Linked DNA regions of Homo sapiens: region 2 is linked to region 1. A link is a loop called in an ENCODE intact Hi-C map of the cell type or tissue named here. Cell type or tissue: GM12878. All regions are shown on one strand. Each heading gives the region's core, and the rest is flanking DNA. Links, peaks and the distances in the headings are about the cores only. Region 1 has its middle 10 kb from the start of RIOK2. Region 2 overlaps LINC01340 (long intergenic non-protein coding RNA 1340).

Region 1 (15,427 bases), core at 6,462-8,961:
TCTGTTCTACTCCCTCATACCATGCTTAGTGATGAGTAAAACAAAACATGTACAGTATTATTCGTTAATGCATTCACTATTCATCAAACATATATGCCATACTTTTTTACTAGGTCCTGGGGAATCAATCTCAACCCTCATACCTGTGTTGGAGGGTGAAGAGTAGAAAAATAGAGAGTAGTGTGACACAGATGTGCAAAAGGTGTATCATGTTGGTGTTTCCTCCTCCCTTACCTCCCCTGCCCTGACCCTGTCCTTACAAGTTGCAGAGAACCTTAACTGTCTACAGATCAAAGTGCACGTTTAGACTGGCATTCAGGATTGTCAACAATCTGTATCACCATCTTCAAGCAGTTTGTACTCTTGTCTAATTGAACTACTTTTGTTTTCCCTGTATAACTCCCTTAAATTTCTTTTTTACTAAGTTTTCCCTTCACCTGTAATACTTTTCCCTCCACCTGTAATATTACCTCTTCCCTACTGTTTTTCTTCTTTTTCAATCACAATATATGTAAATCTTATCTACCATTAAAATTCTATTCACCACATAAGGTTTTTCTTTATTATTCCTATTTATCTCTATATTAATTTTCTCTTGCTGCTGTTAACATATTACCGCAAACTTTGACGACTTAAAACAATAGAACTTTATTCTCTTACAGTTCAGGACGCTGGAAATAAGAGATTATTTTTACTGGGTCAAAATCAACGTGTTGACAGGACCATGTTCCCCCAAGAGGGGCTCTAGTGGAGAATTTGTTCCTTGCCTTTTGCAGCTCCTACTGGGATTTGGTGACTGCTGGCATTCTTTTGGCTTGTGGCACATCACTCCAGTCTCTGTCTCCATGCTTACGTTATTGCCTTCTCTACTCGTGAGTGTGTGTGTTTCCTTCTGTCTCTGTCTTATACAAATACATGTAATTGCACTTAGGATCCACTCAGACCCTTAATAACATCTGTAAAATATTTTTTTCCATATAGGATAAATTCTTAGGTTCTAGAAATTAGTATGTGGATATTTTTGGATGGGTCATCATTCAACCTCTCACACTCTCAAAGGGAAGTAAGTGCTCCTCCCTCTAATCTTCTGTAGCCTGTTGTCTTTAATGATTCTGGCCACTTTTTAACCTCTCCTGCTTGCCCATAGGTTAGGTTAATTACAGAAAAAGTTGAATGTGGAGACTGAATTTAAAGCATAGATTCAAGAAAAAGAAATTTTGTATATTTACATTTAAGATATTATACTAGCTAAAACTCAGAAAAAATTATGATAGATTTTACTGCATATGGGTGGTAGCGCCATACATTTGCATATAAGGGATATCAGTGGTGGAAAAAGACACAGAATGGAAGATAGGGATGTGTGGAGTTTATGGCAAGTTTCAATGGGAGACTCACAACACAAACTTGTTGAATTCAGAAGCATGTTCAGAATACACAGCAGAGATTTATATACCTTTTGAAAAATAGCTCCTGGCGTGCTGCAGAGCCCTGGGAGAGATGTGTTGCTTGGCGCTGAGATATCACACAGGTGACATCGGGGTCACAGTTGTTCAGTAATGATCTATCCTAAGATGAAAGTGGTACGTGCAGGAGTGAACACAAGCAGGACCAGAGGGTGCAAGCTGCATGAGCAGGTGGACTGGACTCTTTCATGTCATCCACTACCATTGCCCAAGTGCCTTTCCCTCAACTTATATCTCCATGGGTGATACCTTTGATCAGTTGGTGAAGCAAAAAAAGCCCACATTAGATTCACGGATGGGTCAGTTTGATTTTGTAGTTGAACTACAGCTCTATTTGTGTGTCCTTGAAAGAGAAGTGATCAGGGAATATCCTCCTGATGGGCAGATCTTTGGAAGGTGCACTTCATCATTCACTTTGTGTAGTAAGAGAAATAGCCCCAGGTTAAAATATACATGGACTCATGGGGAAGGGTGAATGGCTTGGCTGGTTGGAAAGGGACTTGGAAGAAGAATTAGTAGATTGGGAACAAGGATGTCTGAGGTAGAGGGGTATGAGAAAGGATATATGGGTGTGCACAAGAAATGTGAGTAAAGGAACTGGTCCGTGGCCTGGGGGTTGGGGACCCCTGCTTTCGAGTCAAAAGCCTCGAGGCCTCCTTTGGTACTACACCACAGTTAAACTTTTTCCTTTGCCTAATCCTACTTCTTTCCCTGCTCTTCTTAAAGAGTTGATCATAAGAGCACTCTGTATTAATATTCCCACATGCCACTCTGCAGTACAGAGTCGGCTTCGTGTGAAAGTCCACCTTCACCAGTGTTTTTCTGGGCCTTCAGCATAGTGATAATGGGACCCTTCCATAAAGGTGGGATAGGCAAAATAAGACCTCCAACTGAGAGATATTATCATTGGCTTAACTCTGACACTAACTAGTTTTTGATCTTGGGTATGCCTTTAATTTCACTCATTCAAACAAGTTTTTATTTTGAATGTTTACAATGCATTTTGGTAGACAAAACTCAGTTCCTTTACTCAAGAAGTTTATAGGTCTAATGGGTCATAGGTTCTTTATTTGTATTATGAAGGGGATAGACTTGAATTAGTGTTTCTAAACCTCTTGTTCATTTAAGTCCCCATCACAGACCCCGTCACCTTCATTTCTTTGTGGTTGAGAATCACTCTCTTCTGTGTATCCTTAAGGACCAAGAATATTTGGTTAACTGAATATCCAAAACAATCTTGATCAGTAAATCTTGTCCCTTACCCCCCTTCCCACCTGAATCCACAAAGCTCATTGTATCATTCTTATGGCTTTACATCATCATAGCGTAGCTCCCACTTAATAAGTGAGAACATATGATGTTAGGTTTTCTATTCCTGAGTTACTTCACATAGATGGAATCTCCAATTCCATCCAGGTTGCTGCAAATGCTATTATTTAGTTCCTTTTTATGGCTGAGTAGTATTCCATGGTCTATGTGTATGTATGTGTGTGTGTGTGTGTGTGTGTGTGTATCACAATTTTTTTTTTTTTTGAGATGGAGTCTCGTTCTGTTGCCGAGGCTGGAGTGCAGTGGTGCAATCTCGGCTCACTGCAAGCTCCGCCTCCCGGGTTCACGCCATTCTCCTGCTTCAGCCTCCCGAGTAGCTGGGACTACAGGCGTCTGCCACCATGCCTGGCTAATTTTTTGTATTTTTAGTAGAGATGGGGTTTCACCATGTTAGCCAGGATGGTCTAGATCTCCTGACCTCATGATCTGCCCACCTTGGCCTCCCAAAATAACTGGGATTACAGGCATGAGCCACCGTACCCGGCCAACATATTTTCTTTATCCACTTGTTGATTTATAGACATTTGGGTTGGTTCTATATTTTTGCAACTGCAAATTGTGCTGCTATAAACATATGTGTGCAAGTATCCTTTTGTATAATCACTTCTTTTCCTCTGGGATTGCTGGATCAAATGGTTGATCTACTTTTAGTTCTTTAAAAAAATCTTCATGCAGCTTTCCATAGTGGTTGTACTAGTTTGCATTCCTACCAGCAGTGTAAAAGTGTTCTCTTTTCACCACAACCATGCCAACATCTATTATTTTTTGATTTTTGGGTTATGGCCATTCTTGCAGGAATAAGGTGGTATCATATCATGGTTTTGATTTGCATTTCCCTGATCATTGGTGATGTTAAGCATTTTTTCATATGTTTGTTGGCCATTTGTATATCTTCTTTTGAGAATTGTCTATTCATGTCCTTAGCCCACTTTTTGATGGGATTGTTTATTTTTTTCTTGCTAGTTTGTTTAAGTCAATTCCTTGTAGATTCTGGATATTAGTCCTTTGTCAGATGCATAGTTTGCAAAGATTTTCTCCCACTTTGTGGGCTGTTTTTTCTTCCTAGTTTGTTTAAGTCAGTTCCTTGTAGATTCTGTATATTAGTCCTTTGTCAAATGCATAGTTTGCAAAGATTTTCTCCCACTTTGTGGGCTGTTTACTCTGCTGATTATTTCTTTTGCTGTGCAGAAACTTTTTAGTTTTATTAAATTCCATCTGTTTATTTTTGTTTCTGTTGCATTTGCTTTTAGGTTCTTTGTCATTAAGTCTTTGCCTGAGCCAATGTCTAGAAGGGTTTTTCTGATGTTATCTTCTAGGATTTTTATGATTTAGGTCTTAGATTTAAGTCTTTTATCTATTTTGTGTTGATTTTGTATAAAGGGGAGATGAGGATCCAGTTTCATTCTTCTACATGTGGCTTGCCAATTATCCCAGCACCATTTGTTGAATAGAGCGTCCTTTCCCCACTTTATGTTTTTGTTTGCTTTGTCAAAGATTGGTTGGCTGTATTTGGCTTTATGTCTGGGTTCTCTTTTCTGTTTCATTGGTCTACATGCCTATTTTTATACCAGTGCCATGCTGAGTTGGTGACTATAGCCTTATAGTATAGTTTGAAGTTGGGTAATGTGATGCCTCTCTACTTTCCAGGAATTTATCCATGTCTTTTAGGTTTTCTAGTTTATGCATGTAAAGGTGTTCACAGTAGCCTTGAATGATCTTTTGTATTTATATAGTGTCAGTTGTAATATCTCCTGTTTTGTTCCTTATTGAGCTTATTTGTATTTTCTCTCCTCTTTTCTTGGTTAATCTTGCTAATCGTCTATCAATTTTATTTATCTTTTCAAAGAACCAGTTTTTTGTCTTATTTATCTTTTTTTTTTTTTTTTTTGAGATAGAGTCTCGCTCTGTCGCCCAGGCTGGAGTGCAGTGGCATGATCTCGGCTCACTGAAAGCTCTGCCTCTGGGGTTCATGCCATTCTCCTGCCTCAGCCTCCCAAGTAGCTGGCACTACAGGCACCTGCCACCACACCTGGCTAATTTTTTGTATTTTTAGTAGAGACGGGGTTTCACTGTGTTAGCCAGGATGGTCTCAATCTCCTGACCTCCTGATTCATCCACCTCGGCCTCCCAAAGTGCTGGGATTACAGGCGTGAGCCACCGCGCCCAGCCTTATTTATCTTTTGTATTGTTTTATTTTTGTTTCAATTTCATTTAGTTCAGCTCTGATCTCAGCTATTTCCTTTCTTCTGCTGGGTTTGGGTTTGGTTTGTTCTTGTTTCTCTAGTTCCTTGAAGTGTGACCTTAGATTGCCTATTTGTGCTCTTTCAGACTTTTCGATGTTGGCATTCAGTGCTATGAAGTTTCCTCTTAGCACTGCTTTTGGTGTATCCCAGGTGTTTTGATAGGTTATGTCACTGCTATCATTCAGCTCAAAGGATTTTAAAATTTCCATCTTGATTTCATTGTTGACCCAGTGATCATTCAGGAGTAGGTTATTTAATTTCCATGTATTTGCATGCTTGTGAGGGTTCCTTTTGGAGTTGATTTCCAATTTTATTCCACTAGAGTCTGAGGGAATACTTGATCTAGTTTTGATTTTCTAAATTTATTGAGACTTGTTTTGTGGCCTATTATATGGTCTTTCTTGGAGAATGTTCCATGTGCTGATGAATAGAATGTATATTCTGCAGTTGTTGGGTAGAATGTTCTATAAATATCTGTTAAGTCCATTTTGTTTTAGGATATAGTTTAAGTCTGTATTTCTTTTTTGACTTTCTGTCTTGATGGCCTGTCTAGTGCTGTCAGTGGAGTACTGAAATCCTCCACTATTATTGTGTTGCTGTCTATCTCATTTCTTAGGCAGGTCTAGTAGTACTTGTTTTATAAATTTGGGACCTCCAGTGTTAGGTGCATATATATTTAGGATTGTTATATTTTCTTGTTGGACTAGTCCTTTTATCATTATATAATGTCACTCTTTGTCTTTTTTTGTTGTTGTTGTTGCTTTGAAGTCTGTTTTGTCTGATATAAGAATAGCTACTCCTGCTTGCTTTTGGTGTCCATTTGCATGGAATGTCTTTTTCCTAGTTTATGTGAGTCCTTATGTGTTAGATGAATCTCTTGAAGTCAGCAGTTAGTTGGTTGGTGAATTCTTATCCATTCTGCCATTCTGTATCTTTTAAGTGGAGCATTTAGGTCATTTACACTGAAGTTAGTATTGAAAATGAGATACTATTCTATTTGTTGTGCTAGTTGTTGCCTGAATACCTGCTGCTAATCTGATAGGTTTTCCTTTGTAGGTCACCTGATGCTTTTGCCTCACAGCTCTTAAGATTCTTTCCTTTGCCTTGACTTTAGATAACCTGATGATTTTGTGCCTAAGCGATGATCTTTTGCAATGAATTTCCTGGGTATTCTTTGAGCTTCTTGTATTTGGATGTCTAGATCTCTAGCAAGGCCAGGAGCTTCCCTCGATTATTCCCTTAAATATGTTTTCCAAACTTTTAGATTTCTCTTCTTCCTCAGGAACACCAATTATTCTTGGGTTTGGTTGTTTAACATAATCCCAAACTTCTTGGAGGCTTTGTTTATTTATTTTTTATTATTTTTTCTTTGTCTTTATTGGACTGGGTTAATTTGAAAGCCTTGCTGTCGAGCTCTGAAGTTCTTTCCTCTACTTATTTGATTCTATTGCTGAGACTTTCCAGTGTATTTTCCATTTCTCTAGGTGTGTCCTTCATTTCCAGAAGTTATAATTGTTTTTTATTTATGCTATCTGTTTCTCTGGAGATTTTTCCCATCCATATCTTGTATAATTTTTATTTCTTTAAGGTGGTATTCACTTTACTGTGGTGCCTCCTTAAATAGCTTAATAATCGACCTTCTGAATTCTTTTTCTGGCAATTTGGAGGTTTCTTCTTGGTTTGGATCCATTGCTTGTGAGGTAGTGTGATTTTTTTGGGGTGTTAAAGAACCTTGTTTTGTCATATTACCAGAATTGTTTTTCTGGTTCCTTCTCATTTGGGTATACTATGTGAGAAGAAAAGATCTGGGGCTCAGGGGCTATTTTTCAGATTCTTTTGTCCCACGGGGTGATCCCTTGATGTAGTAGTGCTCTCCCCCTTCCCCTAGGGATGGAGCTTCCTGAGAGCCGAACTGCCGTGATTGTTATTTCTCTTCTGCATCTAGCTACCAGTGGATCTACGAGCTACCAGGCTCAAGGCTGGTACTGGGGCATGTCTGCAAAGAGTCCTGTGATGTTATTTATCTTCAGGTCTCTCAGCTATGGATACCAGCATTTGCTCTGGTGGAGGTAGCAGGGGAGTGAATTGGACTCTATGAGGGTTCTTGGTTGCAGTTTTGTTTAGTGCACTGGTTTTGTGTTGGTTGGCCTCCAGCCAGGAGGTGGTGCTTTCGAGAGAGCATCAGCTGTGGTAGTATAGGGAGGATACAAGCTTGCCTTAGGGTTGCCTGCATAAATATTCAGGTTTTTCAGGTGGTAGTTGGGCCCATAGAGCTCCCAAGAAATTATGTTCTTTGTATTTGGCTATCAGGGTGGGTAGAGAAAGACCATCAAGTTGGGGCAGGGTTATATGTGTCTGAGCTGAGATTTTCTTTATGTGTGGCTTGCTGCAGCTGCTGTGGGGGGCAGGGTATGGTTCTTAGGCTTGCTAACGGAGTTATGTTCCCAGGGGGATTATGGCTGCCTCTGCTGCATCATACAGGTTACCACAGAAGTGGGGAAAAGCCAGTAGTGACAGGCCTCACCGCAGAGCCTGAAGGGCCAGTCTTACTCCCACCGTGCCCCACCAACAGCACTGAGTTTATTTACAGGCAGCTGGTGAGCAGGGCTGAGAACTTGCCCCAGGCTACAAGCCTCCCTGCTGAGAAAGCAAGCAGGGCTTTCAGGTTTCCTGCCTCCCCACATGCCACAGTTTCTGTGCTTGTATCTGTACTCCTAGGTTGCCCCCTCCCTTGGATTCGGTCCAGGAAACTTCGCCTTCAGTCAAAAGTGTTACAAAGTTTGTCTGGAAATTTCCTTCTCCCTTTGGTCTTTCTGTAATTCCACTGGCAGCCCTCCTCAAGGACTCCTGCGAGAGAAAGTCAGGAATGGCTTCCCTGGGGACCGAGAGTGCCCCACAGGGCTCTTTCTGCTGCTTCCTCTACTTCTGTATTTTGCTTGGCTCTAAGTTTGTCTCAACTTCAGGTAAGGTCATATTCTTCTCCCATGATCTAAATCTTCACATTCCCCAGTGAGGATGTATGTTCAGGGGTGGACATCCTTCCTCTCACACTTTGGGCACTCACAGTTTTCTGGCTGTCTTACTGAGCCTGCCGCGGCAAGCTGCTTCATTCAAAGTGTCTATGGATTCTCTTGGTTTTCCTGGTATGTTCCTGTTGTAGTTCTTGGAGCAGAAGTTCATAATGTGAGTCTCTGCATGCTGCTCTGTCCATCTGAGTGGGAGCTGCAAGTTAGTTCTGCCTCCTGTCTGCCATTTTTCCCAATAGATCTGTTTTGATCATTTTACATTGTATACATGTATCAAAACATCACATTGTTCCTCATAAATGTATATAATTATGGTTTGTCAATGAAAAATAATATTAATAAAATATTTGGTTAAGATTTGTTTTATGAAAATAATATATTTTCATTTTGCAAATAGAAAACTATATCACACTGGTAGATACTCATTTTCAAACTGTACCTCCCAGTCTCTTAGTGATTTTGATAGTTCCACTCACCTTGAGAATTACTGGATAGGTGATTAGTCAGGAACCAGTCAGTGGACAGAAGCCGTCTTAGTTATTTAAACAGAGCCTTTAATATTCAGAATGTTAAATTAGGCATAAAGTTCACTAGATAACTAAAAAGGGGACATGAGAATATTAAGGCACTACAGCTACTACCACTAGGGTTGGAGGAACAAAAAGAAGAGATTGAAATTACTAACACTTAGATGCTTAGAAGAGAGGACCCACAGACCTGACAACCTGACATCTGAGTAGGGGGCACTGCCATGTTGGTGCTAATATTTCTGGGCCGGGAGGACATGATAAAACTTGTTTTCCAAGTGTTGGAAAAATTGCAACTAAATTCAGCTGATGCTGTGGAAGCTCCCTGCTGTTGCTGGGGTAAAGAAGTGTTGTCAGGGTGATGCTAACAAAAATGGCACACACACAGGAAGCTTGTAGAAAGCAAACAGGAAGAAGACAGAGGAAGCAAGTTGACTCTTCCCACTTCTAAGATCCCTTTTTGGCAGAGTGCAACGTGGAGCCAGCTGGCAAAGCCAAAATGGAATTTAAGGGTCTCAGTCCTAGCATCAGAGGCTAGAGTGTAGAAGTCTGGGTGTAGAGCTAAGAGACAATAGCTTGATAAGTGGCACAGCCTGTATGGTCTTTTTGAGATCCAATTTGCCTGTTAGACCTGCTGCATAGGGCAGTAATCAAGTAGGCATCTTAATGGCTTGCCTTTTTTGAGATATTGTCTATTTAGGTTCCTTGATTTAGAGAATATGTAACTTGTTTCAGATCTTTGGTCGTCTACTTCATTGACTTCAATTAATGAATTTACCTGTTTTAGTTCTGTGCTTGTTTTACTTTTTTGTTGTTGTTATATCTTTGTTTTCAAAAATTAAAAATAATTCCATTACTCTGTTAGAAATGTTTATTAAATAGGGCTTTTAAGTTACCTAAAATAATATGTATAATTGTGTAGGTTACAAATTCGAATACTAAATGTGTTATTCCAAGTTACTCTATGCTAGAATTTTAAATGTTTCCATACACTAAATATGACATCATTTTATGATTTTTTTCTTTGGATAGTAAATCTTGGTTTTAAAAATATTATTTCGACCATTGGGTATTTAACTGCCTTATATTAGAATAGCTTTTTTAGTCTAAGCTACTGCCTGACTTCCAGACTTGGTTAAATATTCTTACTACTCCCCCACTTTTTTTTTATTTGGCTTAATGTACTCCTCTTTAATGTGAAAACAATATTTTTTCAAACAGGTCTCCCAAGGATAAAATTGTTTGGTTCTCTTAGAATGTGCAACTTTGTTAAACTGCCATCTATAGTCTGATGACATCTGAAATTAGCTTTTAAAACAGTGACCGGGGTTACCATAGTGACCATTACTCTGATAATCCAAACTCATTTATTAACCTAGGGAGTTCTTGTCAAGGAAGTCAAGGGTTGGCACTAATTGATTTGAGGTTACTGCCTGAATATTAGTTCATGTTGAACTGATTTGTTTTTCTAAAACATATCTAACATATGTTAAGCCTGTATGGAATAAAGCTCACACAGTGTAGTGTAGCCAAAAATAACCTGTTGGCTGGCCATTTTTAGAACTTTCACTATTTCTATAAATATTAGTGGTAGTATGTTCTATTATTTAATATGTTGCTTCTTTAAAGTCACTGGAGGAATTGATATTCAATTTGTGAATAAACTTAAATGCTATCTTGGGTTTTTCCCTCATGATGCCGGAATGCTTTGGGCATTTTCCTACCTATGTAACTCAAGGTAGGTGGATAAAAGAAGGTGAGGTGAAATGAAAATTTTGGTATTTTTATTGTTGTTTTTACTTTATTGGCGCTGATAAAGTGTTTCTTCAGAGTTTGAAGGCATTTCATTAAGGGTCTTTGCTCATTTAAAGAATCGATTTTTTCATTGTTTTTGCTACTAGATCACTGAAAGTAGATCACAGTTATCTCAACATTAGTTTCTTAAATGTCAAGATAGAATATTACTTATGCATGTTTAAAATGGTTTTAGAACTAAATTTGTAAAGAAACCAATTTTTATTTTTAAAAGTGTATTCTTATTTACAATTTTTAAGAAATTTAATTTGTATTGACAAATAATAGTATATTTATGGAGTAAAAAGTCATGCTTGGATACATGTATACATTGTAGAATGAGCAAATCAGGCTAATTAACATATCCATCACCTCACGTACTTATAAAATCCAACCTTTTGGAAATTTTGAAATACATATTATCACTAATTATAGTCACCTTGCTTTGCAATGGACCACCACAACTTAAAAGTATATTCGTTTTTTTCCCCCTTTTTATAATTTCAGCTTTTATTTTAGATTCAGGAGGTATATGTGTAAGTTTGTTACATGGGTATATTGCACAATGCTGAAGTTTCGGGTATGGTTTATCCTGTCACCCAGTAGCGAGCATAGTACCCGATAGTTTAACCCCTTCCCCCATCCCCATCTCCCCTCCTCTAGTAGTCTCTGTTGTCTACTGTTGCCATCTTTATATCCATGTGTACACAGTGTTTAGCTCCCACTTAAAAGTGAGAACATGCAGTATTTGGTTTCTCGTTCCTGGATTAATTTCCTTAGGATAATGGCCCCCAGGTGTATCTATATTGCTGCAAGGACATGATTTCATTCTTTTGGATGGCTTCATAGTATTCCATGGTGTATATGTACCACATTTTTTTAATCCAGTCCATCATTGGTAGGCTAGGCACTTAAATTAAATTAATTCCATGTCTTTGCTATCGTGAATAGTGCTGTGATGAACCACAGTTGCATGTGTCTTTTTGGTAAAGCAATTTATTTTCCTTTGGATATATACCTAGTTATGGGATTACAGTATATTCTTAATGTAACATTTTGTGTTAAATGTTTTTAGTAATTTCTTTTTCAATATTCATTTTAAATTTGCACTTACATATAAGTGATTGTCAGCAGAATGTGCTAATTGTTCTTTCAACATGCATTCTTTCATTTCATTTTTCCTTTTAGCAACAGAAGCTGCTGATTTCCATCTGAACTCATGACGCCTGAGCCAGAGATGATGTTTTCCAGCCTTGTTAGAGATATATGTAGTTACATGTCTAAGTTTTTATCTGTATATAGGATGGGAGTAGAAATTAGAAATGCAGATTCTGGGTCTTGCTTTAAAACAATGGATATGTGGATCCTTCTGTTTCATTTCAAGGCTGGACCTTGACCATTGTAGTGAATCAGCTTCACTCATGCAGGTAAGGGAAATACTCTCAGGGAATGTCTGAAAAACAAGATGGAAGGACCCTAGTTCCCAGGTATCCCACAGAGCCAGCTACTTTACCATTTTGCTCCACCTACCTGCCTCTGAATATTACGTGAGAGAGCAATACATTTCTACCTTATTTGAGCTATTATATTTTGGGGTCTCTTGTTACATAAGATTAGTTTACACCCAAACTAATATAAGTAAGATTTTAAGTGTAACATTTTCTGATGACTTGAAGTTTCAAAGAAAGCTCTAGAGGCTGAGGCTCAGACATGCTGGTATCTACATTCTACACTTAAGCACTAGACCATATATGTAAGGTTAGCAAAAGGGCTGCCAAAACTCAGTTCTGCTCTTATTAACCTATCACCCACCTCCATACTATGTAAATTAAGTACTGGAGAGTCATTGGAGATTAAAAAATGGAGGCCTATATTGAGAATTTCTTGGGAGAAAGATGTCAGTGTTTTATGATAATTCCTCCTTTGCCTTTCCCATGGTTAGGAGAGTGTTGCTGGCCTTGACTAAAGCAAGTGATGGGGCTGTGAAGAGACCCATTTAGAGAATTTCACATGTGGCTCTGAGAATTTAGGGAATATTGGGCCTGGCAACTGTCTTATTCCTAAGAGTCTTAAGTGAAAATGTGGGCTGTAGAAGTGTACTGGTGAAAACAAAAGGAGAAGGTTGTATTGAGATCATTTTGGGCTTCCATAGTTGGTTGGGAAAACCTCAAAGTGGTTAAAGGAAAGGACTTCGCCCATTTATAACAAGTAACAGTGTAAACCCTTTATGGACATCAGTAATGTGCCAGGTGAATTACTTTGTGGTCACCACCCATTGAACATGAGGCTACAGGATGAATTCTATAATATCACATTATGGGTTACACATTAGATTCCATTGAGGATGATGAAACTTACAAGGTAAATAAGTCAGAATCTAGTCAGGAGTCAAGAACTATAACAATTATTTTAATAGAGAATTTTAAATAGAATTATTAGCCTGGTATTGAGAACAGATACCTTCTTTTAAGTCTGAGAGTAAAAAAGGTAAGAGGTTAGTTGGTATTTTTAACTCATAGAAGCTCAGAGTCAGGATCCTGAGCTGGGACTCAGGCCCTTTAGGAGGAGTCATTGCCTGATTAGTGCTGGTACTTCAGGAGTATGGCTACTGGGCTGGGAACTCTGGGGAGGGGCACTGGCCATCTGGTGTTGGTATCTCTGAGGGACACAATGAGGGTGGTTTTGGGAGTGTAAACTGCAACCTATTGCTACTGTAGTACCACCTGTTTCTGCCAGGGTGAAGTATCATTGCTGGGTGATGCTGAGAGCAATAGGAATTATACAGGAAGTAGCAAGTTCTTTTCTCCCTCTTTCTTCCCTCTAGTCTCCTCTGAGTGCTCCTATTGACAGAATATAACAGGGTGTTTGATATTCCTTTTGTATAGGATCTTGGTTTGAATCATCTCAGGCCAACGTATCTCCATGGGTTCCATATTTTGTCTTCAGGATTCCACATTTTTATTAGCCATTGGAGGGGAATGCAGTTAGTTCCCAAATGTAGCCCTCTCCATTCTGCTGCCATTATCTGCTTTAGTTTTCTCAGGAGCAAGTTATGCAACAAAAGACTGTGGTTCCCAATGGCAGGGAATACATGAGAAATTTTACAGGCTTTTTTTTATTCTTTCTTAAGTCTCTCTAGGCTTGGGGTGAAGCACAGATACCACCTATACTCCTCTTGCAATGGCTCGAAATTATAGGACAGCTGTCTTCATGGAAATCCTCTTCACAAATACTTTTGATGTGTTTCCTTTTTGTTCTACTTTTTGTTTTAAAGAACAGCCAATGATATATTTTGTCTGTTTTCATAATTGTTTATACTGGAGGGTAAGTCCAATACTAGTTATTGTAACATGGCCAAAAGCCTCCTGTAAATCCTTTCTGTAATTACCTTTTCTCCACTCAAATTCTGAGTGCTAGATGGCTGTGTAAAATCTTACAACATTTTTTAAATAGCTCTGCTTTTATAAGGGCTAGAAGAGGAGGGAACACTTTCCAAATCATTCTATAAAGCCAGTGTTATTTTGATACTAAAATTAACATATTACAAGAAAAGAAAACTACCAACGAATACTCCTATGAATATGGAGCTTAAAAGCGTCAACAAAATATTAGCAAACAGAATTCAGCAACATATAAGAAAGATTATATACTATGACTGATCAGAGTTTATCCTAGGAATGCAATATTAGTTCAATATACCAATCAAAGAAAATGTAAAATACAAATGCAAAAACCAGTCAGTATAACAGATCACATTAATAGAATAAAGGAAGAAAATCACACGATCATCTCAAAAGATGCAGAAAAAGCATTTGAAACAATTCAACTTCTCCTGACAACACTTGAATACAAGCAAACTTCCTTAACCTGATAAAGGGCAACTGTGAAAACAGACTAACATTTTGCTTAATGGTGAAAGACTGATAGCTTTACCCTTAACACTAGGAATAAAAGACAAAGATGTCCACTCTAATCTCTGCTATTTAACATTGTACTGAAGGATCAAGCCAGGGAAATTAAGAAAGAGAAATATAAGGCATCCAGATCAGAAAGGAAGAAGTGAAACTATCTTTATTTATAGATAACATGATCTTGTGTATAGAAAATTCTAAGGAATACATACACACACAAATTATCAGAACTAATAAACGATTTTAGCAATGTTGTAGGATACATGATCAGTATGCAAGATTCAATTATATACTTCTATTTCTTAGCAATAGATAAACCAAAAATGGATTTAAGAAGATAATTTCATTTATAATAGTATCAAAAAGAATAAAATAGGAATGAATTTAACAAAAAATTGTGAGAACTATACAGTGAAAACTTAAAAACATCATATAAAAATTACCAAAATAAGAAAGACATGGATTGGAAGACTTAGATGTGTTTAGAGGACAATACTCTTCAAATTGATCTATAGATTCAGTGCAATCCTATCAAATTCCCAGATGCCCTTTTTTGCTGGAATTGACAAGGTAATCTTAAAATTCATATGAAAATGCAAGCCAAAATAATCTTGAAAAAGAAAAACAAAGTTCAGCACAGACACTTCTCAATTTCAAAACTTACTACAAAACAACAATAAGTCAAAGCAGTGTGGTACTGGTTTAAGGATAGATACATTGATCAATGGAATAGAATTGAGAATCCAGAAATAAACCTTATATTTATAGTTAATTGATTTTTAACAGGGATTCCAAGAAAATTCAGTTGGGAAAGAATAATCTTTTTAAAAAAGTGGTTCTGGGACAACTGGATATCTATATGCAAGTAAATAAGGTTGAGTTGAACCCCTACCTATATGAAAAACTTAAAATGGATCAAAGATGTAAATGTAAGAGCTCAAGCTATAAAATTCTTAGAAAAAAAAACAGGCATAAATCTTCATGATCTTGGATTAGGCAACTATTTCTTAGATATGATACTAAAAGCATAAGCATGAAAGGAAAAATACATACATTGGATTTCATAAAGAGTTAGATTCTCCCCCTTTCAGGAGGCAGTGCTTAATTTTGCCTTTAGTGTGGTCTGGGTTT
Region 2 (17,724 bases), core at 7,934-10,433, 340 kb after region 1:
TGTTCTTTTGGCTTAGGATTGGCTTGGTGATGTGGGCTCTTTTTTGGTTCCATATGAACTTTAAAGTAGTTTTTTCCAATTCTGTGAAGAAAGTCATTGGTAGCTTGATGGGGATGGCACTGAATCTGTAAATTACCTTGGGCAGTATGGCCATTTTCACGACATTGATTCTTCCTACCCATGAGCATGGAATGTTCTTCCATTTGTTTGTATCCTCTTTTATTTCCTTGAGCAGTGGTTTGTGTTGTCCTTGAAGAGGTCCTTCATGTCCCTTGTAATTTGGATTCCTAGGTATTTTATTCTCTTTGAAGCAATTGTGAATGGGAGTTCACTCATGATTTGGCTCTCTGTTTGTCTGTTGTTGGTGTATAAGAATGCTTGTGATTTTTGCACATTAATTTTATATCCTGAGACTTTGCTGAAGTTGCTTATCAGCTTAAGGAGATTTTGGGCTGAGACAGTGGGGTTTTCTAGATATACAATCATGTCGAAAAAGACAGTTTTCTATTAAGAAAAGCTGGTTTATGAATTCTGTATCTCTGTACTGACCTAACTTCAACTAAACCACAAAATAGCATTTGAGTTTTTATTCCCACTCTGTTACAGTGGCAAAACAAAGCATGAATTTTTAGAAAACTGCACAAGCATGAAATCTAGAAATAGAGCACACATTTATCATACCTTGGTAGAAAATATATTTTCTAAAGTGTGTTTAAATAATATCATACTCTCCCAAATCTCTGATCTTTATACTTTTCCTTTAACTCCTTTGTCCTCCAGAATACAGCTCATGGAAGGTCAGAATGTATAAGAATGTGTTTATTGGATACCTTCAAAGTCACTAAGGTACCTTCTTTTGTCCCTAACAAATGCTAATGGTATTGACATTCAGTTTTCTTAGTGTTATCTTCTTCCTTAGGCAATTTGCTGTGTCATCTCATTATATTCATGGCTTGAAAGAGGAACCTAGTTCTAAAGCTTGAAGTGGTTTATTGACCCTAAAAGATGAGGTAATTCACTGTGCAACATAATTCAAGCCTTTAAGATCAACTACTCATTTCTCACGCAATAATCAGGAAGAGAAGTCTCAAAATTCAAAATATCGTTGCTTAAGCATGGTCACAATCATTTATTCAGATCAAAATCCAATCCTTAAAATTTACTCTGAGTCACTCTCATGATATATCTCCTTAAGTAACAGTAAGATTCCTCCATTTGTATAACATTAGTAATTATTACTAATTGTCCTAATAATGCTATCTACATCTGGTTAATTCCTATCATTGTACCTCCTACAATGTGATTAATGTCAGGAGTGGGGAATTTTATGTATTAAATTTCTTCTTAAAGGTTACACCCTGGAAATGTGAGGGAAAGTATTTGTGGCAATGGGATGTCACCCAACTATAAGGTTAACAAAGAATGACCAAACAATAAAATTAATCATACGTTTTCTAAATCACCAAGAGTAAACCAAATTATAATTCTGTTTTAGAAACATGAGAATGAATATTTATGGTACAGACAGGCAGCTCTTAGATGGAATATTGAATCTTTTTCTTAAAGCTATTTGGAGGAGATCGTCAGAAAACGTGTGATTACTTTTTCTTTATATGATCTTGGCCCACAAATAGTCTTTCCACAAATATTTTTTGGGATAGAGACAGTTTTGTGCTTCAGAAGCTAATAAAAATAACTTTGTTATTTTTTTTACTACCTGACGGTCACCATTTTAGGAAATTTACTAGTATTATCTTATTTTGTTCTTATAGCAGATACTATTTACTATCCACATTTTATTGATAAGGAAACTGACAAAGAGCTTAAATAAGTTGCTCAACATCATGCAGGTAAGAAGTGATAGAGCTGGGATTTGGTTTCCGTGTCTTACTCTATTCTAAACCATGCCATTTAATACAGATCATTATTTGTAGATGTGTATTTTTAAAAAGGCCACTGTTAGCTTGAACAGCCCATTCACTGTACATTTTTAAAACAATAGCTGTACACCATTAGAGCTGTGCAATTCTAATTCATTAATTTTACAGATGAGAAAGTTGATACTCGTAAGGGTAAGGTATGTATGCAAATGTCCAACATCAGGCCACCCGTTGGTGTAAAAGGTGGCTTAAAATCTAGTATTCTCACTCCTGACTGGGTCCTCTTCCCACTGACCACACTGTCACCAATATACCCTCTTCAAGTAAATCTTTATTAAGATAAAGATTGCAAGTTTGTAGTACTTATTAATAATATATATCTTTTGTATAAAAATCATCTCCAAGCATAATGTCACCTAATGTCTTATAGCATATTTTATAATGCAACACACACACACACACACACACACACACACACACACACGGGTTTTTTTTTTCCCCTGATTTTTAGTTTTTCTCAGTAGAACATAAGAAAAATCCTTCTTATGTCCTTCAGGAGTGAAGGCAATAATCACTCTTGTTCAAAAGGTCATATTTATATTATTTTAGATATCATTGCATCTTTTTTATAATGTTAGCATGTTTCAGTTTTTGAAGCCTTGAAGCCAGTGTGTGTGTGTGCGTGCGCGCGTATGTTGCATTATTGGGGATTGGGACACATGGTACAGTGAAAAATATAGCCACAGAAATAACTGGCTTGGAGAGCTCCTGTATCAACCTTTAGGTTAAAACTACCTGGGTAATGTCCGGGTGCAGTAGCTCACGCCTGTAATCCCAGCACTTTGGGAGGCCTAGGCGGGTGGATCACGAAGTCAGGAGATGGAGACCATCCTAGCTAACACAGTGAAACCCTGTCTCTATTAAAAATACAAAAAATTAGCCGGGCGTGGCGGTGTGTGTTTGTAGCCCCAGCCACTCTGGAGGCTGAGGCAGGAGAGTGGCCTGAACCCGGGAGGCGGAGCTTGCAGTGAGCCGAGATGGCGCCACTGCATTCCAGCCTGGGCGACAGAGCAAGACTCCATCTCAAAAAAAAAAACAAAAACAAAAACAAACAAACAAACCTACCCGCGTAAGAAAGGGCCACTTACATCACAAAGCATTCTTCAAAGAAAATGTTAATACGTAAAATCCTGATATGAGGTGAATTTTCATTAAATTGTTTTAATTTTTAATCCAATCGAATTCACAATGATGGTACTTTATGGTGCATATACAATACTTACGTGCCATCTTTTATTCATGCAGTACTAAGTATTATGTTCAGGGAGTTATTTAAAACAAGAGAGAAAATAGAAGATTCAGCCTTTTTCCTATGGGTTATAATCTAGTAGAGAGTTAGACAAGACAAAACTAGTGGAACTAGAGAATGGTTCAATGCTTTAAGGGAAAAAATGCAAAAACAAATTCCTGTAGCAGTTGACAGGAAGGAATGGCATTTGCTAAAATATATTAAGTGCTTACAGTGTGCTTGGGTCTTCAAGAGGGTCCACTGAATCCTGCCCTGATCCTACCCTGAGCTCAGACTAGATTCAGAAATAGAAAAGAGTAGCAGATGCCTGCCAAAATAGCATTGCTTTAAATGACAAAGACTAAATTGTGGAAGTTATCCTAACATGAGAGGGGTCTTCTACTCTCCTCCAGCTAAAACCCAACTCCCAAGAAGAAAAGCAGAGGAGGTGAGTTGTGCTGTTTGTTCTTCCTAAATTCACCAATGAGATTAAAGCACTCTCTTCTGGTAAAAAAAAGAAAAAAGAGAGAGAGAGAATATGAATTACATAAAGCAAAATACTAATCCCGGTTCTGTAATAAAATGGGCATGGAAAGCTAAAGCAATTAAAGGGCATCATCAGCAGCAGCATTATCATTAACATCAGCATCATCATCTTGGAACTCTTAGACAATAAAGCCTATTCTAGGGTGGCATGCATGACATGGGCTTTTGTTTAGTTAAAAAAAGATGTCACACAATCTTCAGCATATATCCCTTTTCAAGTTCCTGTATTGGTCATCCTGGCTCCCCAACATTTGATCTCTTGTTTATTGTTCTGACTGAACACCCTAAGTCCTCCCTCTGAAACATAATATTTTTTTCTATCTGGGAGAGGACACTTAAAAGAATAAGTCAGTGCCTTACTGTGCTCATACTAACAGATGTTAGAAAGTAGCTCAAGCTGGGAGAACGAGCCCCTAACCAGCTGTTTCATAGCCTGTAATTACAGCCTTAATAAATGAATCATTTCCTTCAGCTGGCACTAGTTGGGATCTACGCGTAACATTTTGTGTGTTAGCTGTTCTGGAAGCATTTCACTGCTTGCTGATGCTTTAGCACGGAGGTCTGTGAAATCAGGTATCTAACAAAAATCACCCTGATAGTATATAAAGTATAGGCAAATTTAGTGACTGGTGGTGGGCTCATATGAGAAAGAGAACTTATCAAGTCCTTGGTAATGTAATTGGCTTAACTTATTAGACTGTAGGTTAGAATATAAAAATCAAACTATAAAATTAATCTGCTGTACAGTGTGCTAATTAACCAGCTGGGTCAGCTTTGATAGTCTTAATTTTACAGATTTCCTTGAGGACATAATCTAGTTTGGTGACTCAGAGCTGTATCTCCCTCCTGCTAGGACTTAATAGTAATGGCTCCTGTTTTTTTTTTCCTCAGGATGTCAGAGACTTCATCTTTATTTCTTTTGTTAGATTATATCCTTTTCACATCGAAATCGCACTGGGGACATTGATATTAGACATTGCATTATAAAAGTCCAGATTTTCCTATGTCTGTCTGCACAGTTTTTTCTCTGGGGTGATTAATGGTCATATTTCAGAACAATGAATCGTATTTCAGAACAATCATCCCAGAGTGAAATAGAGGAGACAGAAATAAAATAGCAACAAGGGGTAGATTGAAGGTAAGAATGTGGGCTTGGTGCAAAGACAAAGATGAAGTGGGAAATCAATCAGCTGCGAGCTTCTTCAAAATAAAGCAATGTGGGATGTGAAGAAGGGGAATGAGCAATAAAAATCAGTTCTCTTCCAAGCCTTAAGCTTACAAAGCAATCCAGCTAGGGAGACAAATAAAACAATACAAGCAAAAACATGTCTTAGAATAACATTTTTGAGGATGAAGATAATATATGCTTGATATGGGGCATTCATAAAATATAAAGAAAAAAATTACCTGGAGATCACCATTGTGAATATTTCTATGTATTTTCTTACAGCTTTTATTCTTCTCTAAATTTTCTTTTCTACTCATCTGCAATCATTTTTTGTGTGTAATTTTGTATTCTCCTTTTTCAGCATTATGTCATAAACATTTTCTGAAGTCAACATTCCGAAAACATAGGTATGACTTTTATTGCTGTTTTTTTATCAACAAAATTTACACACATAGAAAAATTTAGAAAATAAAGAAAATAAAAGCTACTGATGCTATTGATGATATAAATGCACATACATTTATGTGAATTCTGTAATCTATGTATAACATGTATGTGATCACATTATCTTTATTATTTTGTGATATGCTTTTTGATACTTAGCAATATAGTGTGGATATCTATCATTTATCTGCCCCGTCTTTCAAATGTATATACAAGCATTATTTTTAATAAATACATAGTGGTATTCTATAATTGATTTAATCTATCATATAATATTGACTTTCATATTGCTTCCAAATTTTACTTTTACATGTAATTATGCAATTAGTCTATACAAATATTTTGCCATTTTTTACTGATTTTTTAAAAAATACATTTTTAGAATCCATAAATTCATACCAATTAACAGACTTCCTGCTAATCCTTGTTGCATATAATAGTAATGGGTAATTCCCTTAATCATATTCAATTTACTAGGCAGATGATATCTTTAATGTTTATTTTTATTAATATTGATATTTAAAATTTTTATTTTTAATATAGTTTGATTTAATATCTTTGATTTTATTATAGTTATTACATATTTGTATATTAATATTTCTTTTGTAAATGGCCTAATTTTTAATTTCTCACTTGTATACAAGGAGATAATTCACATTTTTATTATTTATAATTGTTATTTTGTTGACTGCATGATATCATATATATTTAGCATGATGAATATAAAAGAGACTTTTTCTGTTGCATCTATATTTTGGCTACAGCTTCAAAGCTGAGAATGATATGGATACGTATCCTCACGATTTTAATGGAGGAACTAGACACAGCCTATACACCCTTCAGGATCTGAGTGTTTCAGAGACCCATTCATCACCATTAACAACACCCAGAGATTCATTTTTGATTTACTAAGATGGAATACTTAGAGAGGAATTTGCAAAGAGAAAACTGTTATTTCTCCTTCTCTTCCAATCCTCAAGCAAAATGAAGGCAATTCCAAGAGTTCTTGACTGCACCTTTGAAGTTGTGGAGCACAGCTAATGGAAAAGGCTGGAGGCAGGAGCAGGCTGGAGCAACCACAGAGGCAGAGCCAAGAGATGGGGCAGTAGGAGAATGTGGTTAATGTGTCTGGAGTGGGGCGAGGTGATTTGGAAGGTTTCTCTAGAGGCAAATGGTAGACAGCCATGTCATCTTGTGTGATCTCCCCATGGTGGCAAGTCAATTTTCCAGTTGTTCACGCCCCAAATCTTGGAGTCACTCTTGACTCCATATCTCTTCTGTAGACTACATCTAATTTTGCTCCCAATCACCTCTTTCGGGGTTGCTATTGTAATCCAAGTCTCCATCATTTCCAGTTCAAACTGAAATTGTTGTATGTTTGCCACTTCCTCCCCTGATTAGTTTCAACATAGCACTCAGAGTAGTTCTTGTAATGTTTAACTTGAATTATATCACAGCTCTGTTCAGAACTCTATTTCCTGTGGCTTCATGTCTTAAAGTAAAAGCAAAAGTCTTAAAATTGGCATATAAGGTTCTATGTTATCTGTCTCCCCATACATATATTTGTTCCTTTCTGAGCTAATTTCCTAGCACTTTTCCTCTTCTCATTTGGCTACACACAGGGCACTGCTCATTCAGCCTTCAGCTTGCCAAATGTGCACACACCCCAGGGCCTTTTCACTTACTATCTCCTCTGCCTGGAACATGTGTCCCCAGATATGCATATACTTACTCCTCTACTATATTCAGGTAGCATCTCTTAGGCCAGCTTTTTAGAAAGTCTTTCCCTTGCCATCCTTGATATTAGCATTTCCTTCAGTCACCTGATATCCCCAAATTCCATTGTATTTTTCTATCAGGCACTTGTCATGTGACATATTTTTATATGCTTATTGCTTTATTGTTTTAGTCTAACGTTAGAATGTGAGCTCTTGGAGAAAAAGGAGTTTGTCCATCTTGTTTTCTTTGTCCTATCACCACAGCCTACTATAGAGCAGATCACAGAGGAAGTATTCAATAGATATGTGTTGAATAAATGATAGATGCTTCTGATTTAGAAGCAATAATTTTTCCTCAAGTATGCTTCTTTTTCTCTTCTTTGTTATGTTAGTTTTATTTAATACTCATGGCTAGGTGCGGTGGCTCATGCCTGTAATCCCAGCACTTTGGGAGGCTGAGGTGGGCAGATCGCCTGAGGTCAGTAGTTTGAGACCAGCCTAGCAATCATGGCTAAACTCCATCTCTACTAAAAATACAAAAATTAGCCGGGCATGGTGACAGGTGCCTGTAATCCTAGCTACTCAGGAGGTTGAGCAGGAGAATCGCTTGAACCCAGGAGGCAGAGGTTGCAGTGAGCATTGCATTCCAGCCTGGGTGACAAGAGCGAGGCTGTCTCAAAAAAAAAAAAAGACTCATAAATTCCCATTTAAAGAAACATACTGATAATAGTTGTTTAGTCTTCTCATGGCTAGACTAACTGGTATATCTGTAGCACTTTGACATATGGGATGTGTGTTTAGTAACCTCCCATTTAATGCTTTAGTTAATACTGTAATACATAATTTTGTACTCTTCTACATTGTACTTTTGTTATTTAAAAAGCTTTCTTGTAAGCAAGTGTCTTCATTTGCTATTGCATCTGTAACAAATTACCATAAATGTAACACACCACAAATTCATTATTGTACAGTATTGGTCAGATGTCTGACACTGGTTTCCATGGGCTGGAGTTACGGTGGTGGCAGGGTTGGTTCCTTCTGGAGGCTCTGGGGTAGAATCTGTTTTCTTGCTTTTCCAACATCTAGTGACCACCTACCTTCCATGGTTCATGGCCCCCTCCTTCATCTTCAGATCTGGCAGTGTGGCACCTGTGACCTAGCCAGAAAAAGTTACCCACTTTTAAGGATTTCATATGATTAGACTGGGTTCACCTGGATTATCTCTCCATCTCAAGTTCCTGAAGCCTAATCACATCTGCAAAGTCCCTTTTGCTATGCAAGGTAAGATATTCACATATTCTGAGGCCCAGGGTGTGACTGTCTTGGGGATTAGGGACCTTAATTGGCCTGCTACAGAAGAAAAGAAAACATTGCTATCTCTCATGCTTGTTCCTGCTGACCTCTAAGACTAATATCTTATTTCTCTCTTTTTCAGAACAGCTTTCTTAAAAAAAAGATCACTATCTGTTCCCTCCATTATTCATTTCACTCTCACTTTTTGATCTCTTGTAGTTAATATAACTTCAAATTCCACAAACATTTTGAAAATATTCTCTCCAAGCCTGACACTGACCTCCTAATCACCAAAATGTGCTGATCTTTTGCCTCTGTGTATTAAAATAGGTCTGAGAAACTAGTAGGCAGCTACACAGTTCCCATAACAACTGGGAACGATGGAGCCTGATGGCTCAGGCCAGCCTACAGAACCCAGATGCCACTCCCTGTCGTGTAGAACTTGCCCCCTGGCCCAGTAATGACCCACTCTTGCCCTCATGTAGAAATGTGGCTCGCTTTTCAGCTCATTCATTTCTCTTCCATGTGTTTCCATTTCTCTTCCATGGAACATTGTTCCATGTGTTCTCTTCCATTCATTTCTCTTCCATAAAACTCTCTAGCTTTACACTCTTTCTCCAGAAGTTTAGCTTTTCTTGTCATGTTCTTTTTGTAACACCCACCCGTCTTTCTCACTGCATTAACATAAAAATCTCAGCTCCTTGGTCTTTCTGTTTTCTAAACAAGGTTTTTGATGTCTAAACCAGGTGCCCCTTTTCTGTGGGGAATAATTCTGAGAAAAACAGCCTTTTCTAAAGTAACTTAAGTGCCTCCCTTGTTACTTGGTCACTCTCTTTATTCAATCTTGCCCTCCTTGAGGGCAGCACTGAACAGAACCATAGCTTTAGGGCACTGCTCTGAAAAGACTTGTTATTGGGCCCTGAGTGAGGGTGACCTCTGGTGGACACAACTGATTCTTTTTTCTCATCATGTGTTATTGCTGCTATTGCTATGTTTGTTTAAATTGTGGTTAACCATTTTTAAGTGTACAGCTCAGAAGTGTACAGTCACATTGTTGTGCAATCAATCTCCATAACTCATTTCATTTTGCTAAAGTAAAACTATAATCCAGTAGTAACTGTCCATCTCCCCCAGGCCCTGGCAACTTCCATTTTACTTTCTGTCTTTATGAAACTGACTATGCTAGGAACTGCATGTAAGTGGATCACATGGTGTTTATCCTTTTGTGACCAGCTTATTTCACTTAGCTTAATGTCTTCAACATTCATCCATACTGTAGCATGTGTCATAATTTACTTTCTTTTAAAGGCTGAATGGTATTCCATTGTATGCAGAATACCATATTTTGCTAATCTATTCATCTGTTGATGGACTCACGTTGCTCTCACATTTTGGTTATTGTGAATAATATTGCTGTAAACATGGATGTACAAATAGCTCTGGACACTCTGCTTTCAATTCTTTTTACTATAGACCCAGAAGTGGAATTGCTGGATCATCTGGTAATTCTATTTTTTAAAAACTTTTTTTACTGATACACAATGAATATACATATTTTCATGGTACATGTCATAATTTGATACATTAATATAATGTATAAAGATCAAATCAGGGTAATCGAGATAATAATCACCTTAAATATTTATGTCTGTGGTGGGAACATTTGAGTTATTCTCTTCCAGCTGTTTTGAAAGGTACAATAGATTAATGTTAATTAATGTTAACGAGTCACCCTACTCATGTCTCAAATACTAGGTCTTATTTCTTCTAACTGTATCTTCTAACTGTATATTGGTTCCCATTAATCAATCTCTCTTTATCTGACCCTCTGCCTTTCCCACCTTTCTGGTTTTCTAGTAACCACCAATCTACTCTCTGTCTTCGTGAGAAGTCCTAACCACAGATAATTCTATGTTTATTTTTGGGAGGACTGCCGTACTGTTTTCCACAGCAGCTACACCATCTTACATTGGCATCAACAGTGCACAGGAGTTTTGATTTCTTTAACACTTATTTTCTGTTTTTATTTTAATACACCTAATAAGTTTGAGGTGGTATCTCATAGTTTTGTTGTTGCTGTGTTTTTCCCACTGTTTATTAATCATACACCATGTGTCAAGAGCTTTTAACACTCTTGGCAATCCTATGAAGTAGGCATTACTTTTCCAACTCACTGTTGAGGAAATGAAGGCTCAAAGAAATGAAGTGAGGTATTAAGTAGTAGAACTGGGTCAAATCTAGGTCTGTTTATCTGAGGTGCATACTTTGAAAGGTGATGCTCCCTCATATTCAGTGTACCTGGTTTGTTTTAGGTTTCTATCATACTCAATTGTAAAATTTTTGAAATAATCTTTTTTTCTCTTCCCGTCACTAGGAACTCTATCTATTGCTCGCAGAGCTAGAAAAATGATAAGGAGATTAACTGCCCAGCATTTTGTGGACCAACATCTCTGGGCTTTATTGTTCCTCTTCTTCACTAGTTGAGCACATATTTCTTGAGTGTCTATGTAACATACTATATTTGGCCCTGAGAACACAGCAGAATAGGCAAGCTAGATCTCTCTCAAAGCACATAGGGGCTTTTAATCTTGATGATGACTTGTTGATCTATCTCATGATGCCGTGCAAAGAAGTCATTTGGTCAGAAACCACTGAGGATTCTTTAATAGGGATCTTTGAATGCCATAGCGGGATGGGTGAAAAGCAGGGTGTTGTACAGGTTGAAGGTAGTTGGCAACATCTGAGGCTCATTAGAGGAACAACTTCCAGATCCCTATGTCCTACTGCCCACTTGGCCACCTTTTAAATTCTACATTCTTTTTCCTCTAGGGTCTCCTTATTTTCAAGATTCCAGTAATCACCTTTGTGCATGAGTCTTTACCTCCACCTCTCTTTGATATCTCCTCCATTCCTGGGGGCCTGTACACATGTTACCCACGTGACATTTTCTCTTGAATGTCATGTTGTACCTTCAAATTTTGCATTCAATTTTCAAATTCAATTTCAAATGTCCCTTCAAGTTGCAAATGGGCTCATACTTCTGATATCTCTTTTCTATTAGTGTTACTTTATATTCACTTGGGCTTCAAACTTTAAAGTCATTTCTAATCTGTCTTAAGTCAACCAACTACTCAGTATTAGTAATTTGTCCTTGTTGACATTCTTTTCGTATTGAACCCAACTAACCAAAGAGCAGAAGGAACACACCTGTTGTCAATAAAACTAGAATTATTTAACTTGCTGTGGCAAAGAACATACTTTAGGAAAATCTCACAAGTGTTTCAGTGAGGTAATTTGGGATGGTCTTCTAACTGGGTTTGAGTTTGTATGGATGATTTTGAGGAAGGCTTAGGGAAGTGAAGGCTATTTTTTGAATCAGGGACATTCAGTGATTGAAGGTCAATAATTTTTATCTAAAAGGTGAGAGAATTAAAAAATGCTGGAGTTATTGATAAAACAAACAAACAAACAAAAACTCCAGGAAACACTCAGAGAAAGATGATATGAATCAGAGAAAGGTAAATTTAGCATTTTGTGGTCAGACAGTGGCCTTGCCTATGTCTTTCTCTGAACATGGTAATGGAGTAGACTGAGAATTTTCTATTTCCGATTATGAACATCACAATCTGGTTTCATTTTCCCAACAGGGATTTACTTTTCTTTCTTCCCTCACCTTCCATCCACATCTGAACTTATCCCCTCCTGTTTGAACAATTGGAGGAGCCATTTTACTTTCCTGTGCCTCTCTCGCTCTGCCCACTCTACTCTGTTCTTCACATCATTGCTGAGTCAAAAAACATGACTTTAAGCTTGTTACTCTTCTGCACAAAAGACTTCTTTGGGTTTCTATTGCTTATAGAAAAAGTCCACAGTCATTATTTTGATACTCAAGGAAGTACACACTCTATTTCCAATCACCCTTTTCAGAACTCCTTCTCAGGCCTCCCTTACTTTTTAGTCTAATTTGAATATAATATTTGCTTTCTAGTTTTTATGCCAGTGAATGCTTGATGTGCTGTTAATATATATATATATTTTATATTACATATATAATACATTATTATATAAAAAATACGGATTTTTTGGGGGGGTCTAGAACAGACTTGCTGAATGTGAACCTTCAAGTGGGAGTGTAGGTAACAGAGATTTTATTTTCATTTTGTTTCTCTCTCTCTCTTTATTTATTTATTTATTTATTTATATTTTTTGAGATAGGGTCTCACTCTGTTGCCCAGGATAGAGTGCATTGGGGTGATCAGGGCTCACAGCTGCTTTGACCTCTCAGGTTCAAGTGATCCTCCCACCTCAGCCTCCTCAGTAGCTGGGACTACAGTCACATGCCACCATGCCTGGCTAATTTTTTATTTTTATTTTTATTTTTTGTTGAGACAGGGTTTCCCTATGTTGTTCAGGCTGCTCTTGAACTCCTGTTCTCAAGCAGTACTCCTGCTTTGGCCTCGCAAATTGTTGGGAATAATAGGCATGAGCCATTGAACCGGCTGCGATTTCATTTTCTTAAGGTGATTGTGCTGCAGATTGCTTATGCACCACATTTTGGAGTGCATTATTTTATGGCATTATTCATGCTGTTCCCTCTCTCTGGAAGATGCTTCAATTACTTGAGTTGTCCACCCTTTAAGTCCAGTTGAGAAATCTGTCCCTAACTGCCTAAGCTTAGAGTCCCTCTGAATCTGACCTGTTATAGTATTCATTACATGTATCATGTTACTCCTTTGCTATCTTACCCATTAGAGCTTCTAAGTGCTTTGAAGGCAAGAGCCTTGCCTGTATTTCTTTCTAACTCTCATTGTCCAAGGGCAGTCTTTTATAAACAGTAGGTGTTCAGTAAATAACCACAAAAAATAGCAACATGGTTCACTGATACTCATTAAATTTGAATATAAAAAATAATTTCAATCAGCGGAATGGATGTTCCCTAATACTGATCTCCACTGCAAATTAATAATTTCTATATAATGTTTAGTCAATTATTAAGGTCCTAATTTTAATTTTAAAAATTGAGCCACATTGAGAATTTTAAAAAATCATTTTGTAGTAATTTTTTTTGAGACTTCTTATATTTGCGTTTTAATATACATGTTTTCAGACAGAGAGAGGGAGAGAGAGAAAGAGCTTACCTTTAATCTGTGTGCATTTTTATTATAAAAATTGAAACTCAGGAGATAAGGAACCTCATTTTATTGGAAAGGTATGCAAAATTTACAAACTTTTCACACAGCTTCTCCAAGAAATCTTATTATGTTTTGGGATTTCAGCCTGGTTGATTTAAAGAGTGGTGTTTCTAAAGATTCTTATCACACTCCTTACACTCTCAGTTCAATCTTAGCAACTTGGATATAGAAAAATGGTTTTCCTTTCCCCTGGAAGGAGTGGTCTCTAAACACAACTGACTTTGAGGCAATTATTTCCTTTTCCTTGAAGTGTAGATATAGTCTCTGCTACTACACAGAGTAAAGTGTAAAAATTTAATCACCCACAAGCCTTCTTTCTTATTTCCATGCCTATGAATCTATATAACAAAAAATACCTTACAGAAAACACATAAAACTTTCACTGTGGTCATGAATTGCTCCAAACTGCTCCTCAGTCTGTGAATCTCAATGAGGCTGTAGAATTGGGTCTCTTGAAGGAGTACAAGCAGTTCAGTTGGTTACTCTTCAGTCTTGAGCGCCATCTGCACTGTTGGAGGCTTTGTGTTCACGACCTTATTCACAGGCATCACTTAGACTCTATTGTCTAAGGCATGGAGGGCTGACAGGGTGTGATGCAGCCATTTCCTGATTTGCACATTTAGACTGAGTGTTCAAAGCCACAGAGCATTGTCTTTGTTGATACACTCAGCCCTACATTCTGTTAGGTGTTTTTGCTGGTTTTGAGAAGAGAGTTCTTCAACATGCTCTTTTCTATCAGAGAGTAAATAGACTGCATGTTACCTGTGGCCACAAGGTGCAGAGACTGGGGTTAGAGTTCAGTGGTAGAGCATTTGACTGCTTACGGTGCAGAGAGACAAGCAGTCCCCAGCACGTATGAAGTGCTGGAGCGTCCTCACTCTGCTGTCTCATGACTGTGTGCTCGCACAAGCCAGCACATCTAGTGGCACCTGGTTATTGCCCTAAGACCTCCTTTCCTCTCTTCATTGATTATCTGTAAAACATGTAATAGATGAATGAAAAAATAAACACTTGGATATAAAAGATATGTTTGTTTCCATGATCAAATAGTTTGTGTATAATTCAATCAGTGACTTTTTGACCCCCCAATTAAACAACATGTAGTACAAGAAAATAAAGGAACCCTTTCATGTTGAAGGTGAACTTGTGAAAAGAGAAGAAAAAGAGGAGGTATTGATAAAGCACAAAGACCATGAAGGGCATTAGTGTCCTTACTCAACCTTAACAGGGACTAAGGTCTGAGAAAAGTCAAACACAGATGTTCCATCCTATAAGGGACATTACAGATATCTAGTCTGATTCTCAACCCTGGTTGCATATTAAAATTGTGTAAGAAATGTGGGTATTAACTGGTTATTGAAATACAACAGGTACACACCATGAGTGTACGGCTCAATCATTGTATTAGTCTGTTCTCACACTGCTAATAACAATATACCCAAGACTGGGTAATTTATAAAGGAAAGAGGTTTAATGGACTCACAGTTCCACATGGCTGGAGAGGCCTCACAGCCATGGTAGAAGGCAAAGGAGGAGCGAAGTCACATCTTGCATGCCGGCAGGCAAGAGAGAGCATATACAGGGGAGCTCCTCTTTATAAAACCATCAGATCTCATGAGATTTATTCACTATCATGAGAATAGCACAGGAAAGACCTGGCTCCGTGATTCGGTTACCTTGTGGGTGCCTCCCACAACACATGGGAATTATGGGAGCTACAATTCAGGATGAGATTTGGGTGGGGACACAGCCAAACCATATCAATTATTAAAAACCACAATTTCTTTTGCACCAACTTAATAATTTTCACGAGGTAAATATGCCCCTGTAACTACCATCAGATTGAGAAATAGAACATTTCTAGCCACAGAAGCCCCCATATTTTTCCTCGTCATTATCTTCCCCACAGAAGTAACTGTTGTCCTGACTAAATACTATAAATTATTTTTGCTTATTTTTGAAATTTATATACATGGAATAATAGAGTATTATGTTCTTCTGTGTCAGGCCTTTTTCCTTTTCTGCCCAAAACAATGTTTGTGAAATTCTGCAAATATCAATAGTTCATTCCTGGAAAACATTCTCATTGTTGTCCACTACCTAATTTATGAATATGCCACCATTTATTTACCTATTCTACTGTTAATGGACATGTGTTGACTGCAGTTTGGGACTACTGCAAACAGGGCTGCCATCAATATTACTTTATAAATATTTTGGTGAATATATGTAAATATTTTGTGGGGCGTATACTCAGGAATAGAATCATTGGACCATGATATATGTGTATGTTCAGTTTGGTGTGCACGGCTACTTATTTTCCAAAGCGATCATACCAATCTACACTCAAATTCTAATTGCTACATATTCTTACCTACCTAGAAACTTTAAAAAATACCCAAACTCAAGCTCCATTCAGGCTCTACCCCAGAACAATTAAATAATAATTTTTGGGGGAAGTGTGTCCGGAATTGGTCGGTTCTTGGTCTCACTGACTTCAAGAATGAAGCCACGGACCCTCGTGGTGAGTGCTACAGTTCTTAAAGGCAGCGTGTCTGGAGTTTGTTTCTTCTGATGTTCCAATGTGTTCGGAGTTTCTTCCTTCTGGTGGGGTCGTGGTCTCGCTGGCTCAGGAGTGAAGCTGCGGACCTTCGCGGTGAGTGTTACAGCTCTTAAGGCAGCGCGTCTGGAGTTGTTCATTCCTCCCGGTGGGTTCGTGGTCTCGTTGGCTTCATGAGTGAAGCTGCAGAGCTTCGCCGTGAGTGTTGCAGCTCATAAAGGCAGTGTGGACCCAAAGAGTGAGCAGCAGCAAGATTGATTGCGAAGAGCAAAAGAACAAAGCTTCCACACTGTGGAAGAGGACCCCAGCGGGTTGCCACTGCTGGCTCCAGCAGCCTGCACTTATTCTCTTATCTGGCCCCACCTACATCCTGCTGATTGGTCCATTTTACAGAGAGCCCGGTGGTCTGTTTTGACAGGGCGCTGATTGGTGCTTACAATCCCTGAGCTAGACACAAAGGTTCTCCACATCCCCACTAGATTAGCTAGATACAGAGTGTGGACACAAAGGTTCTCCAAGTCCCCACCACAGTAGCTAGATACAGAGTGTCGATTGGTGCATTCACAAACCCTGAGCTAGACACAGGATGCTGATTGGTGTGTTTACAAACCTTGAGCTAGATACAGAGTGCTGACTGGTGTATTTACAATCCCCTAGCTAGAGATAAAGGTTCTCCACGTCCCCACCAGACTCAGGAGCCCAGCTGGCTTCACCCAGTGGATCCTGCACCAGGGCCGCAGGTGGAGCTGCCTGCCAGTTCCGCGCCTTGCGCCTGCACTCCTCAGCCCTTGGGTGGTCGATGGGACTGGGCGCCATGGAGCACAGGGTGGTGCTTGTTGGGGAGGCTCCGGCCGCACAGGAGCCCACGGGGTGGGGAGTGTGGGGCTCAGGCATGGCGGGCTGCAGGTCCCAAGCCCTGCCCCCGCGGTGAGGCAGCTAAGGCCTGGGGAGAAATCCAGCGCAGTGCCGGTGGGCCGGCACTGCCGGGGGACCTGGCACACCCTCCACAGCTGCTGGCCTGGGTGCTAAGCCCCTCAGTGCCCAGGGCGGCGGGGCCAGCCGGCTGCTCCGAGTGTGGGGCCACCAAGCCCACATCCACCCGGAACTCCTGCTGGCCCACAAGCGCCATGTGCAGCCCCGGTTCCCACCCATGCCTCTCCCTCCACCCCTCCCCGCAGGCTGAGGGAGCTGGCCCCAGCCTTGGTCATCCCAGGAAGGGGCTCCCACAGTTCAGCAGGGAGCTGAAGGGCTCCTCAAGGGCGGCCAGAGTGGGCGCCAAGGCCGAGGAGGCGCCGAGAGCGAGCGAGGGCTGTGAGGGCTGTCGGGACGCTGTCACCTCTCAGAAGGACCAAGAACTGACATTTAAAAAAACTCCCTACATGGTACTAATGTGCATCGGGGAAGAGAACTGAAAATTGTAATTATTCAGGTGAAGTAACTGGGGTATGAAGAGATGAAATGCTTTGCCCAAGCCAACCCAACAGTGAAAGGACCAAGGCTAGATGCCAAGTCTGACTCCTGCCCCATGGTTTTTCTTCCTAGCTGGTCTGATTTGTATGTACTTCCTTAGTATGCCATGCTCATATAGTGAAAATGAACTTTGGCTTCACCTATACTTTTAGAGCACTTTTTTTT

The links. Hi-C counts contacts between places; a loop is a spot of excess contacts. Peaks named below come from ENCODE experiments on the same cell type or tissue, not always from the same donor. Only the 100,000 strongest peaks of a DNase experiment are listed, where the experiment ranks them.
Region 2: it touches region 1 in a loop (3-fold over the local background); 7 of 110 quality-filtered maps call a loop at or near these places.

What each region holds. Positions count from the first base shown.
Region 1 is chr5:97,185,586-97,201,012 of GRCh38, forward strand. No RefSeq gene overlaps it. Among named protein-coding and RNA genes, the nearest start is that of RIOK2, 10 kb to the left of the region's middle. RefSeq lists a silencer at 7,673-7,722. In GM12878, for the core only: no CTCF peak of the experiment used is centred there; a DNase peak (open chromatin) is centred at 7,476; H3K4me3 peaks cover 456 bases; H3K27ac peaks cover 1,460 bases.
Region 2 is chr5:97,525,012-97,542,735 of GRCh38, forward strand. The region is part of intron 2 of LINC01340 (long intergenic non-protein coding RNA 1340); the gene reads left to right. Among named protein-coding and RNA genes, the nearest start is that of LINC01340, 29 kb to the left of the region's middle. In GM12878, for the core only: a CTCF peak has its summit at 9,275 (motif pointing left); a DNase peak (open chromatin) is centred at 9,316.